2 separate regions of the Homo sapiens genome follow, and region 1 is linked to region 2. Evidence: chromatin contacts called from ENCODE Hi-C or POLR2A ChIA-PET data. All regions are on one chromosome and are shown on one strand. The core of a region is the stretch at or near the end of the contact, and the rest is flanking DNA. Distances in the headings are between cores, read along the strand shown.

Evidence for each region. Hi-C counts contacts between places; a loop is a spot of excess contacts on that map. ChIA-PET counts read pairs that join two places held with the same protein, here RNA polymerase II (POLR2A). Pooled maps may share reads with other maps.
Region 1: a loop to region 2 is called in a map of posterior cingulate gyrus, with 6 times the contacts of the local background. The contact joins the enhancer-like site here to the promoter of RIMKLA in region 2. A Hi-C loop is called at or near these places in 4 of 168 maps with a recorded cell type or tissue (PC-3, posterior cingulate gyrus, posterior vena cava and 1 more) and 3 of 50 pooled maps. POLR2A ChIA-PET finds 5 or more read pairs at or near these places in 6 of 52 experiments (CD8-positive, alpha-beta memory T cell, GM10248, Panc1 and 2 more).

The regions. Positions count from the first base shown.
Region 1 is chr1:42,419,932-42,426,416 of GRCh38, forward strand. It overlaps RIMKLA (ribosomal modification protein rimK like family member A), which reads left to right. Exons shown (of 5, transcript NM_173642.4): 5 at 1-4,301. Among named protein-coding and RNA genes, the nearest start is that of ZMYND12, 33 kb to the right of the region's middle. Within about 2 kb of position 1,305, at least 8 of the 41 ENCODE cell types and tissues checked have a DNase peak (open chromatin) inside an H3K27ac peak, as active enhancers do.
Region 2 is chr1:42,375,432-42,382,873 of GRCh38, forward strand. It overlaps RIMKLA (ribosomal modification protein rimK like family member A), which reads left to right and starts at 5,361. Exons shown (of 5, transcript NM_173642.4): 1 at 5,361-5,666. The coding sequence starts at 5,504. RefSeq lists silencers at 4,968-5,147, 5,158-5,277, 5,358-5,577.

The sequences.
Region 1 (6,485 bases), core at 55-2,554, 40 kb after region 2:
TGCATTAGGCACACCCAAGAAGAAATCCTGTTCGATGCACATGCTCCAGTTTCAATCAGCAACAAGGTCAAAAGTTTCCCCCCACTTTCTGTTCCACAGTGCGTTCCCCTTGCAGCCAGACATTAGGCACAGATTCATCCCTATTGTAACCCAAATGTCAGCTGAGGGCTCCTTGCCTCTTGACATCCAGAGAGGTCTGATAACTGGGCTCTGTTTCTGAACCTCTAGATTTCTGTGATTTCTCAAAGACTTATATTTTTGCAGCCACTGCTGACTCCACACTTCTGCTACCTCATTTTAAATAGCGTCTTATCCCTGCAATGCATCAGCTGAGACATGAAGCTCAGTTTCCTCGCCCATTTCCACATAGCAAAATTCAAGCGAGTGAGTGTGTGTGCCTGCGTGTGTCTCAGTGACGTGGGAAGGAATGGCAGATGCTACAACAGTGCAGACTCGGCACCCCATTTATAGAATGTTCTTTTTATATACTATGGAGGAATCTCCACTCACCTTCCACTCCACGTGGTCCCTGTCTCCTGTCCTTGGGACAGAGCAGTTCCATTTATATTCTCACATACAACCAGATGGATAGCCATTCCTTTTCTTAATTTGATTCCTGCCAACACCCTAACCGTCATGACTTCACCTTTTACCATGGGTGGCTTATTAAAAACATTTTCCTGGACGAAGACAGTTCCCTCCCCAAGCGGAATTCGAGTGCCATCTCTTAAGGTGATGCATTTTTAATTCCCACTGCACAAGCCAGGCATCACAATGACCATATTCACCACTCGTTGTCAGGGGTACACCTTTTGGAAGGCAGCGTGGGCTAATGTGAATGGTACTAGTCTGAGTCAGATCCAGTTCAAATCCAGGTAACTTAAAGCTTGTGTGACCCAGGGACACTTTACTTCAACTTGTTAAACCTTAATTTTGTCACCTATAAATGTGATACATAAACAAACTTGAATGTGTCGCACTTAACCACATGCCTGGCTTTCCATAGGTTCCTTTCCTCTTGCTTCCCCCACTGTGAGCAACACAAGCATCGCCTTCTTGTGATCATGGCTCAGTGCCAAGGGATAAAAGCTGGCAGACAGCAGCTTTACAGCTGGGAAAAAGAGCTGCTGGGGGCAGGGCTGGCGGTAGCTCAAGCATGCTGTGGTTCAGGCTAATGACTGGAAGGTCCCATCCATCCTTGAGATTTTATGACGCTATGTGCAAGATCTAGCGAACGTATTTGGCTAAGAAAAATCCTGGAGGAGAGACTGCCTCAGACAACTGGGGGGCTGGAAAGCCGACCTGGAAAGCAGCCTGACCTTGGATGATTTAGCACCTGGGTTTTTTGGCTCTTCCTGTATTAGGTTTGCTGGCTTCGCATCAAATGGAAGGAGGTGGTGCCAGGGACGTGAATTAAACCTGTCAAATAGAGGGTGAGGGGAGTGCAGAAGGCTGGGGGAAGGAGGGGCTGTGTGGGGAACTCTGATAGTCTGACAGCACCATCTGGACTTGGCAGGGATGACAGCCCTGAGATCAGATGGAACTAACCAATAAAGCTGCTAAAATTCTGCTGTCCTGGGCCTATCCGGAGTGGGACTCCCGTAATCTCCTATTTAGAAGGAACACTGATCTGCAAGGGGAGAGCTGGGGCCCTTAATCATTCTGCAGAGCTGATAACGGTCACTGTGGAGGCAGGACTAGGCGGGTGCCTGGTTTGCTTAGTCCCACCTTGAGGTCCCGAGTTCCAGTGGTGTGCCGAAGTGGTTTGCACTGGCCCATGAGAGTGGATTGTTGAATTTCCAGGAATTTTGTAAGCTGGTTGGTAAACACAGCCACAGTGACCATTAGAGATTATATTAACCTGCAATTAAATAAAGTATGTTAAAAACAGTAATAAATACTCAAAACTCATCACTTCCTAATTATTTTACTATTATCTATGTTCTTGAGGATACTGACATCTATTGTATTGGTATGGTGTGCTACAATATAATGGCGTGCTATTGCACATCTCTTCCCAACCTGAACATTCAGTGACATCACATCAGTAGCTGGGGAATCGGCCCTATTGAGAGTATTTACACCACAGAGATTGGCAAACACTCTATATCAAGACCCCCCTCCCCGAGAGCTGGTTGTTAAACATTTGTCAGCACACCACTGCTGCTGGGAGACAGAGAGAAGAAACTGATACACGTGAGCACTGAAACATCTTAGTTCCAGGGAGGTAGCATTTGTGTTGTATTTCTCAGAAGCAAGTGTCCTAGTGTAATGTGCACAAGTGGCATGAAGTTTAACACCTAAAAGACTGCTTCTCTGCTTGTTCTGTCTAACTTCTGTGATTTCAACACTTGAGAAAGATGTTTACTTTGCTACTAAACTTATTGGAGTGATTTGTAAAGTTCACTGTCACCTGTGGGCAGTAGTTCAGCTAAATTCCCTCCAGGAAAGTGGACTGTAGCTTTTCCTGCCTAACTGGCAAAATGAAAATATGCTGAAAAGAATACATCTTAACTAGGCACCAGAATAGCTCATTTCCAAGTGGTTTATACAGCAATAACAGTGTTAACTTCTCCAACAGAGACGAAATCATTTATAAATGATTGTTTTGCTGTTTTTGCTTTTTATTAAAATTATTACTATGGAACAGAATGCTTTGTTTGCCTTTGTCTCCAAAATTCTGTGCCTTTTGGTGGTTCTTGTAAAGTAAGAATCACATGCTGAATCTACATTTTATTATTTTCATATCATAAAATGAGGAAGAGCCTTCACAGAAGAAACTTCACCCTATTCACTTGCACACCAGCTGCGTTCTGAAAAACTATAATTTTCCTTTCAAACGCAGAGTGCCGTCTGAATTGTAATACTGCCAACTCTCAACTGTCAAGATGATGGAGGAAAATACTAATGCAGATGGCGTGAGCTTGTCACGGGCCTGCTCAGCGTGCTCTCCCGGGCTGACATTCGAATTAAGATTCAAATAGCAAGTGAGAGCTGAAAGCTGTTTAAAATGGCTGTGTGGTGCAGTAAGGGGTCTCAGGGGATTGAAAGAATCTGTGTACTCACCAGAAGAACTCTGACAGGTCAGGCAGGGCCCTCAGGACTTGTGTTTGCCTGACATTTCAAGAGGCTTCCTGGGAGAAGCGGTGATAAGACCCTGGGGGACTAACAGTCAAAACAAGGCTCAAGACCCTTGAACTAAGGCTATTCCCCAGCTTCTGAGGGTCAGGGAGTCCAAATTGAGGTCAGAGCATCAAAGGGATAGTGCTTGATTGCTGCAGCCGAGGATGATTTGGGGTATGACATTATGTACCATTCATATTGTCCTTGAACCCAAACACTGGGGAATGTGGCCTATGTTTCTTTCTTCTTCTCTTACATGAAAATCGTCAAACTACACAAAAGTGGAGAGAATAGTAAACTCCCCAGAAAAGGACGTTTCCATTTGCCTTTACCACATATAAAAAGATTAGCAGTAATCCCTTGATACCATCTAATTCCCAGTCCGTATTCAAATTCCCCCATTGTCTCAAAGAGAACTGCATTTAGCTCCATGGTAGACCAGCGTATTTGGTGAGAAAGGAAGTACTTTGGAAAGGTTGCTGATGGCTTCCCTACCCTCTTGACGGTGGCTCTGGCAGAAACCATGCTGCAGGGGCACAGGTGGAGAGATGTTCAGGCTGGCTGCAGATGCCTTTCCAAGTTGTGGGATCTTGGGATTTCCTCTCCTCAAAGAATAAGCCTGTGACACTTCCCCTTCTACTTCCCAGAGTTACATGGTGTCCCTCTAGGACTCTCCCAGCTTCATGCTGCTGGCACCCACTTGTCTATCACGCTGGTATCCGCTGCTTTTCCTGCAGCTGCTGCTTTCACTAATGGCACTTCTTAAATCTGGTGAGAGGCTTCTCTCAAAAATGATCGCTCTTCCACTAACCTTAGGTCTACTGTACTCTTGGTGAATCACAGCTCTTTAGAGCTCCTCAAGGGCCTAAGCATCTTTTGTTAGAAAATTCTGGCTGAAATTCTCATGAGATGGGTCAGGGAACCTTGGAGTGGCAGCACTTGTGTCACATCTAAAGGCACTCCTCTGACTAAAGAGAAGTGGCAGCTGAGCACACTGCCTGCCCAGGGATTTTCTTCTGCTCTAAAGGACATTATTAAGACAACTGGTCTGTACTGTATTGCCTGATAGTATCATATCAATGTCAATTTCCTCATTTTGGTGATTGTTCTAATAAGAATACGTAAGAATGTGTCCTTGTTTTTAGAAAATACACATTAAATATCGAGGGATAGAGGTACATCATGTTTGCAATTTACTTTCAAATGGCTCAGAAAATAATGGGTTTCTAGAGAGAGAAAATAAAGCAAATGTGGTAAGATGTTAACATTTGGGAGATCTGGGTGAAAGGTATTATAGGAATTCTTTGCATGAGTAGGCTGAGTAAGTCTGAAATTACATCAGCCTCCTGTGCTGGGTTCACCTCCTCTCCATTAAATGTTGTTTCCTCCGGCATTTCCTTAGGCTTTCTGCTATTCCCTAGCTGCGGGTTTCATCCCTACATGATCTCCATTTGCTTGGTATTAATTACAACGTACATGATACTTTCAAATTTATCTCTGAACCCAGGCTTCTTTTCTTTTCTTTTTTTGTTTTGTTTTGTTTTGAGACAGAGTCTCACTCTGTTGCCCAGGCTGGAGTGCAGTGGCATAATCTCAGCTCACTGCAGCCTCCACCACCAAGGTTCAAGCAATTCTCCTGCCTCATCCTCCCAAGTAGCTGGGACTACAGGCGCCCACCACCACGCCCAGCTGATGTTTTTGTATTTATAGTAGAGACGGGGTTTCACTGTGTTGGCCAGGGTGGTCTCGAACTCCTGACCTCAGGTGATCCACCTGCCTCGGACTCCCATAGTGCTGGAATTACAGGTGTGAGCCACCGTGCTCTGCCCAGGCTTCTTTTCTTAAGGTCAGATGGCATATCCAGTTGCCCACCCTTCATCTCTCTTCAAATGTCTGATAAGCGTCTCAAATTCACCATGTTTCAAGCTGAATTCATGTTTTTATCTCTCCCCAACAAACCTCCCCTCTTTCAGGGCCTCCTCAGTTGAGTGCACAATGCCAACCACTTGCTGAAACCACACACACACAAAATAAAACAGAACTACAGTGGTCATTTTTGGCTGCTACCTTCCTCAACCCTTACCTCCAACTTGGTTTCTTGTGGTAAAACTTGACTTTTAAACCATGAACCACCTTTTTTCACTGAAAACTTTTCTTTTTCTTTTTTGCCATGTTCATTAAGATGTTCCAGGAGATACACAATCCTGAAAAAGGTCTGCAAGGGATAATGCTTATAATATATAATTCTGGTTTTACATCTTGCTCCCAATACTAACCTTGTTCGTATGTTTTTAAAACCTGCTACTGCTTATTTAAATATTAGCTATTAAAAGTGTGTGTGTATGTATGTACATAATATAAAATATTTATCACATTGCACTGATCTTGATGAATATTAGGAAAGACATATGTTTTGTGTTTGGCAAAATGATTGCATGGTTCCGTCATCCAAATAATGCTTCACCATCTTTTCTGAAGCATTTTCTTTGCCAATTGTTTGTTTTGTGTGACCTATTGTGTTTGAGAAATGTTGTACCTCACAGAGTCATCATGAGAACAGAGACACCTCATTTGTACAATGTGTATCTGTAATGGGACATGGCAAGGCCTGGTGCTAGCAGTTTGGTTCCAATCTTGGTCATCTGAGGCCCTGTGGCACAGCAGAAAGCCATGGAGCGCAATGATAAAATGTTATATAGTGAGAGCGTAGAGCAGCAACTCAGAGTGAATTTTTGTTAAATAAAGATTCATAGACGATATGATATATTTGTAACAGTGCATATGTGCTTGCTAGTGGAAAATTTTAATCAGGCCTTTCAGAGATGATCCTTCAGCTCCACCCTTATGAATTCTGCTGAAGACGCTTAGGAAAGATGTGATCACCAGGTGGGAAGATAAGAGACACTCTATAGGGAACCCAGAAATCCTGGCTCATTTCAACCTACTTATACCCTTCAGGGTCAAGTAAACCACATTTTTTTTTTTTTTTTTTTTTTGAGATGGAGTCTTGCTCTGTCGCCCAGGCTGGAGAATGCAGTGGCATGATCTCCGCTCACTGCAAGCTCCGCCTCCCAGGTTCACGCCATTCTCCTGGCTCAGCCTCCCGAGTAGCTGGGACTACAGGCACCCACCACCACGCCTGGCTAATTTTTTTGTATTTTTAGTAGAAACAGGGTTTCACTGTGTTAGCCAGGATGGTCTTGATCTCCTGACCTCATGATCCACCCGCCTCAGCCTCCCAAAGTGCTGGGATTACAGGCGTGAGCCACTGCGTCCGGCCAAGTAAACCACATTTTGTAGAGCTGTTCAGAACTGAGATGATTTCCTGCATCAATAAATCATATATAAAAATGAAATATATT
Region 2 (7,442 bases), core at 4,111-6,610:
GAGATGTAGTCAGGAGCTGGGGACAGAGACCAAAATATATATCCCTTGTTATATCACAATATCAAACCAGGATATTTAGTCCACACTAGTGGTTGGGGCCACTTTGTGCTAAAGGATCATTCCCCATTTCCTTCTTTTCTTTCTTTCTTTTTTTTTTTTTTTTGAGACGAGTCTCCCTCTGTTGCCCACGCTGGAGTGCAATGGCGTGATCTTGGCTCACTGCAACCTCCGCCTCCTGGGTTCAAGCAATTCTCCTACCTCAGTCTCCCGAGTAGCTGGAACTATACAGGCGCCCACCACCACGCCCGGCTAATTTTTTTTTTTAGTACAGATGGGGGTTTCGCCATGTTGGCCAGGCTAGTCTCGAACTCCTAACCTCAGGTGATCCATCCGCCTCAGCCTCCCAAAGTGCTGGGATTACAGGCGTGAGCCACTGTGCCTAGCCCTCATTTCCTTCTGAGTAGGCCCAGACCAGTCTTCATTTAGCACACACTTGGATGAGTAAAGCTTTGCAGACCTGAGCATCTTCTCCTCTCTTTCTGTAGGCATGCCTAAGCATACTGGTCCCAAAACTTACAGCGCAGGGAGGGTGGGGCAGGGAATTAGGAAGCATCGCTTCAGCCTTAAACCTAAGCCATGCAATTCGATTCCATCTTTTTGCAGAGCTCTGCTTTAGATGTTGTTGGGTGCTAGCTCAGCTATGAATAAAATGATCCTTTGGTTTCTACTCCAGTTTTTCTTGGATATAGTTCCCTTGGGAACCCTAAGGAGAGGAGGGATGATTAGCAGAGCAGGATTTGGCTATTTCTGGTCTTCGATTGTAGCAGACTGTATAGTTGGTCACAATTGTTCACAAATTTTTGCTGCCTTTCCCAGGGAAGGATTATATTTCCTTTACTTCACTGACATCAGGTGTGGCCAGGTGAACTTGGTCTGGCCAAGAAAATGTGACCTGACCATGTGTAAGTGCCAGGCACAAGTATTAAGAGCCAGCATGTAGTTTATCATAATCACTTTCCTTCTTCCATGAGAGACCAACATATTCCAGATAAAGACTGCTCTGGGCTCGGTACAGTGGCTCACGCCTGTAATCCTAACACTTTGGGAGGCTGAGGCAGGCAGATCACTTGAGGCCAGGAGTTCAAGATGAGCTCGGGCAACACAGTGAGACCCCTATCTCTACAAAAAAAGAAAAACATTAGCTGGGTATGGTGGTGTGCATCTGTAGTCCTACCCTCTCAGGAGGCTGAGGTGGGAGGATTGCTTGAGCCCAGGAGTTTGAGGCTGCAGTGAGCTCTGATTATACCACTGCACTTCAGCATGGGCAACAGAGCAAGATCCTCTCTCTGAAAAAAAGAAATAGTAAAGACTGCTCTGTCAGCCTGGGTCCTGGCACAAAAACAACCTAGAGGATAGCCATACTGTCCTACTATGTATGAGTACATTTTCAGAAATAAGACTTCATTGTTGCAAGCCCTCTTGGGATCACTTGTCACCACAGCCTAACCTAGCTTATCTTGACTGATACATTTACCATATTGTCATCTATACGAAGCACCATTGTTTATCCTCCCAACATCTATTCTCCTTTTTTTTTGTTTTGTTTTGTTTTGTGATGGTGTCTTGCTCTGTGGCCCAGGCTGGAGTGCAGTGGTACAATCTCGGCTCACTGCAACCTCCACCTCCTGGGTTCAAGTGATTCTTGTGCCTCAGCCTCCCAAGTAGCTGGAATCACAGGCACGCGCCACCATGTCCGGCTAGTTTTTTTGTATTTTTAGTAGAGACAGGGTTTCTCCATGTTGGCCAGGCTGGTCTCGAACTCCTGGCCTAAAATGATCCGCCCACCTCAACCTCCCAAAGTGCTGGGATTACAGGCATGAGCCACTGCACCTGGCCATCTATTCTCCTTTCAATCCTCCTAAAATACCTCCAATCTTTCCCCAGTTCATCCACCTCTACATGGCCATGTGCTTGGAGGAAGGGAGTCTAATTCCCAGCCCCAAGGAATGAACCATAATGAAATTAAGCCATTCATGATAGTTTCCTTTTCTTTGCTGGTAACTGGCTTAGATGTGGGCATATGAGACTGGAAAGTCGACTTGAGGGCTTCTGAGAAAAGTTTTCCTTGCCGATTAAAAAAAGAGACACACAGGAAGAAATAGTCTCTCTGTTTCTGCTGGACATTGTGCATGTATGTACGTCAGCTAGAATTGTGGCAGCCATTTTGTAGCTATGAGGGGCACTAGCCCAAGGCTGTCAGAGTGAAAATATGGAAAGAGTCTGGGTCACTGATGATGAGGCAGGCAGATCACTTGAGGTCAGGAGTTAAGACATCAGCCTGGCCAACATGGCGAAACCCCACCTCTACTAAAAATAAAAAAAAATTAGCCGGGTGTGATGGCACATTCCTGTAATCCCAGCTACTCGGGAGGCTGAGGCAAGAGAGTCAATTGAACTTGGGAGGCGGAGGTTGCAGTGAGCCAAGATCGCGCCACTACACTCCAGTCTGAATGACAGAGTGAGACTGTCTCAAAAAAAAAAAAAAAAAAAAAGAATCCTAACGTACCTACCTCCAGGTTTCTTGTTATATGAGATAATTCATTTTCCTTTTTGTTTAAGACAGTTGAGCCTGGACTGGAGGGGAAAATAATTAGTTTAGCCTAGGGACATTGAGGTGATGGCAGAACAACATCCTTTTAAATCCTAAAGCTCAGGGAACATCAAGGTTAAATTTGAATTTGGGAGTCACCTATGGAGAAATATTCCATAAAGTAATACATCTTAGAAAGCAGACCTGTACCTGGAAAAGCTGCCTCTGTGCTTGAGGAATTCCGGTGACGTAAGAGAACATTGCACATACATGTGTAGTCATTTCCTAACTGGATATGCTACTGTCCCAGGTCTTTGTGTCCCATCTGGAGAAGGGGAGATCACAGAGCTGGTAGTGAGCTCCTGGTGAGGGAGTTCAGAGAAAGTGATTACAACATCTGGATCCCATCCTCAGATTCTGCTCTTCTCAAGCCTGGCTTTTATGGACCTTGATAGCCATCTACAGTTAACTTAAAACATTCTAGTCTAGTGTGGATGGCTTTGAAAATGGGTTATAAGTAACTTTTAAATTCACTGACTTATATATCTTTTAGTAAAGATATATGAAAATCAAGGTTCTGACTATCTTATAGACCTCCTATGGGTGATACTATAGAAGCCTTAAAGGAAGCATCACATTCTATGGGTGATACTGTAGGAGCCAGGGTTAAAAAAATGTATAACATGAAACATCAAGGAAAAGGCCAATGTAGAACATAGAGGTTCTAGAGCTCAAGCTTACGAAGTGTTAAACAAAAATTATGGGAGGCCATTGTTTTGGACTGAGCTTTTGCACCAGGCCACAACAGAATAGACCAAACCAAATCGAGTCCCTCCTGCTAAATGCCACATAATCAAACTTGAGGTACATCCCACAACAGACCAGCTTTTCCTGAAAACAGGAGATTTCAGTTTACCTGAGTCAGAATAAGGAAGTCCCCTCTGCTTTAACCCTTACCAAAAAAGTAACCCAAAGTAGCCTGATGTTAAGCAATCAGCTCTTCTTCCATTGCTCTATTTCCTTGTTCCCCTCTTTTAAAACCCACTCTTCTGCCATTGCCCAGTGAAAGCTCTCATTCTATTCTGTGGAATGGAGGCTACCCCAATTCATGAATCTCAAAAGCCAATTCAATCTATAACTAAATTTGTTGTAATTTTGTCTTTTGCCATAAAATAGTTTTGAAAGTTACCAATCCATAGGGCACTATTGTTACTTTAAGAAAATACATTCATAGAACGGGGGAGGAGATATTTTGCAACATCAAAATACTTACTTAAGATTGCTTGAAAAGGCCAGGCGCGGTGGCTCACGCCTGTAATCCCAGCACTTTGGGAGGCCGAGGCGGGTGGATCACGAGGTCAGGAGATCGAGACCATCCTGGCTAACACGGTGAAACCCCGTCTCTACTAAAAAATACAAAAAATTAGCCAGGCGTACTGGCGGGCTCCTGTAGTCCCAGCTACTCCGGAGGCTGAGGCAGGAGAACGGCATGAACCCGGCAGGCAGAGCTTGCAGTGAGCCGAGATCGCGCCACAGCACTCCAGCCTGGGCCACAGAGCGAGACTCCGTCTCAAAAAAAAAAAAAAAAAAAAAAAAGAAAAACATTGCTTGAAAAATAACTTTTGAAATTCCAGTATACAGAACTTTCCTATAGGCTCATCTTAGTGAGTAAATGCACACACCTGCACAATATTTACAGAGAAGCCTGTGCCTTCCCTGAGACAACTTACCCCATTTCTAAGTTGCCATTGCTGGGTCTACCTTGAAACTACTCTTGCTTCCCTAAGCCAAAAAAGAAATTAAAAAAAGGCATATTTTAATGAACTGGAAGAGCAAATGCAGTCTCCAAAAATGGCTAACTTCAATCCTGCAGTTATTTAGAAAGGAAAATCTGGCTTCAAACACTATTGTCTGCAGGCAGGGTTTGCAATTGGCCAGGACCAAGGACAGTGTTTAAAGATGACTCAGTTGTATGGCCTGGGGAGAGCGGGAGTGGTGAAGGGAGACCAGCCAGTGGTCCTTCTAACTGAAAAGGATGCTAGGTCAATTTTTTATGACCTCGAGTCTGTGAAGGCTCAGACCTGCTGAAACCTAGGAGGGGATGTCCAGTGTAAGAAAATCTGAGACCCCAGGAAATGCACTTTCAAATTATCTGAATGGGAGGTGGGTAAGACTCAACTTCCCCCTCTCCTACATCCTCCCCCACCCCCGTGGGGCTTCAGGCTAGGATTTCGGCAGAGAAATCCCTCTCCTTCCAATGCTTTAGGGTCCAACTGGGGACCTAGCCGTGTGACCTTCGCCATACCCCGGAATCTCCTTTGGGACGTCCCCGAGGCCCTCCCTGTCCGGGGCTCAGCAGGCGTCCGCCCGTGTCCCAGCCCCCGAGCGCCCGGGATCGCCTGGGAGACGCATCCGCCGCCCACTGCGCATCTCTGGCCCGTCAGCTCGGAAACCCTCCGAGCCTCACAGGGCCGCCGCCCCGGCCCCTCCTGCTCCGGCTGTCCCACCCCAGCCCGCAGCGCCACGTCCACCGGGTGTCCGGGGCCTGCCGGGGCTGCCCTCCTCCGCCTCGCCTGCGCCCGCCGGCGGCTCGCTCCCCGGAACCCCGGGTCCTTTCCCCCGCCGCCGCAAGCCCCCCACCCGCCGTCCTTCCCCGGCACCGCCCGCCAGGGTCGCTTCTGCAGCCGCCAGCGCCCGCCGCCGCGCGCTGATTGGCTGGCGGGGCCGACGGCGGCGCTGAGTGGCCGGGCGGATTCGCTGGGTCAGGGCTGCAGAGACGCCTGGCGCACCCGCGGGAGCGGAGCCGTGGCGCGCTCGCCCCGGACGCCGGCCGCCCCTCCGCTCGCCCTACTGAGCGAGCGGCCCGGGGCGCCGAGGGGTCCGCGCCGCGCGGGGCGCACCGCCCTGGCCGCCATGTGCTCCCAGCTCTGGTTCCTGACGGACCGGCGCATCCGCGAGGACTACCCGCAGGTGCAGATCCTGCGCGCCCTCCGGCAGCGCTGCTCCGAGCAGGACGTGCGCTTCCGGGCGGTGCTTATGGACCAGATCGCCGTCACCATCGTCGGCGGCCACCTCGGTGAGCGAGGCGGGCCCGGGGAGGGCAGGGAGGCGCGCCGGGGTCCACGAGAGCCGGTCGGGTGGGCGCGCTCGCCGGGCCTCCCGCAGCAGAGTCTCCTTCGGGCCCGCACACTAGCCGCACTCTAGCTGCGAGACTTCTTGGGGTTGGAGAAAGCCGCTAACCTTCATAGCTTCTTTAACCACCACCACCTGCCCCGAGGCCAAGATTCGAGAACGCGATTTAATTTACTTAGGGGACTTCATTTTGTGAGAAACCCGAATTCACCTGAAGCCACCCAGGTGTCCGAGGAAAATCAGGCTGTTAAACCCCACATTTGCAAATCCTGCTCGCATCAATACCTTGACAGTTTAGACTCTGAGGTTTCTAGAAATCCACACCAGATTTACAAAATTACTATTAAGATGACTGTTTTAAAAAAGTTTTTTGGGAGTGTGTGAGCATCAGTAATGTGCACCACATAGAATATTATTTCCAAACTAGAAAGCCACATATGGGGGAAATCTGAGAAAGATTGGAGTCACTTCTCGAGTGTAAAGTGGGAGTGTAGACCTTTGATGGGTTTAACTCATCCTTCTCCCTAGCAGCGTTGAATTCTGATTCCAGAAGAGCCGGGATTTCAGGTTCAGACAGTTCTGGCCTCACTGATCACTCCACTGCTGTGTTCAGGAGACTTTTGTGGGTAAGACATGGTTGTCATCTGTGGGTTTGACCTCAAAAGGTTAATTATTTTTTCGTATATCCTTAATACAGGCCTCTCTGATTTAGGAATCCCTGACGCAGAAAACCCTCTGGCTTGCTGTTTGAGTGTCTCTGGGGCTCCACTGGAGGCATCCAACCATTTCAGGGAGTCCAGGACTCAAAAGGATTTGCGCCCAGTTCAGGGTGCATCTTGGGATACTGTTCGCATTATTTCAACAATTATTAATGGTTAAATAAGCTCGTAATCTGTTACTTTGCTTTGGCAGGGGAAGGAATTTCAAATTCGGAAAGACTACTTACAAGTGAGATTTTGAATATGACCTGTTTCTGAGTGGAATATATCTGTTATAGATTTTTCATCTCCAAGTTTATCGAAGTCCCTCATACTTAATATCAGATTGTATATCCTGTTGGAGAAATATACCATAAACATTAGGTACCTTACATTTAATCTACAACAATGACTATCAGATGCAACCGGTACCCTCTCTCTATCCTTGATTTATTAAAACTGTCACAGTTAATGTAGAACTAGATTTCTGAACAGGGAATCTGCAGATGTGAATTCCTATTACAGCTTTACAGTTAACAAGTATCTTGGCTTTGCTTTGGGCAAACCACTTTTGTCTTTGAATCTCGGGATTCTTATTTATAGAAACTAGGGGTTAAGGTTCCTCTCACTTTATGTGTTTCAGGATCATATTTAAATTGTATAATCTGTTGTATTTCACCGACCTAGATTAAGTAGTTAACATGTACATCTTTCTACCCAGGATGAACTTTTTGCTTATTTATTTTACAGTTTGTAAAGATGTCTCTTTTTTGAGATACAGTAGCCAAATTCCACATCACATTTAGTTTGTAGAACCGTCACAAATTCTGTAAGAGCAAGAAAATGCTCTGTATCTAAAACCTCATTTTAAAGAATCAGTCCTAAAAAAAAGATAAAATTAAATGCTAGTGCCACAGGAAACACTCAGACCCTTTTGTTTAGTGTCTTAAATGTTAATAGAATTCATGTGTGAAAATACCTTAATCTATTCACAAACCAGGAGTTCTTTTTTTTGTTTTTTT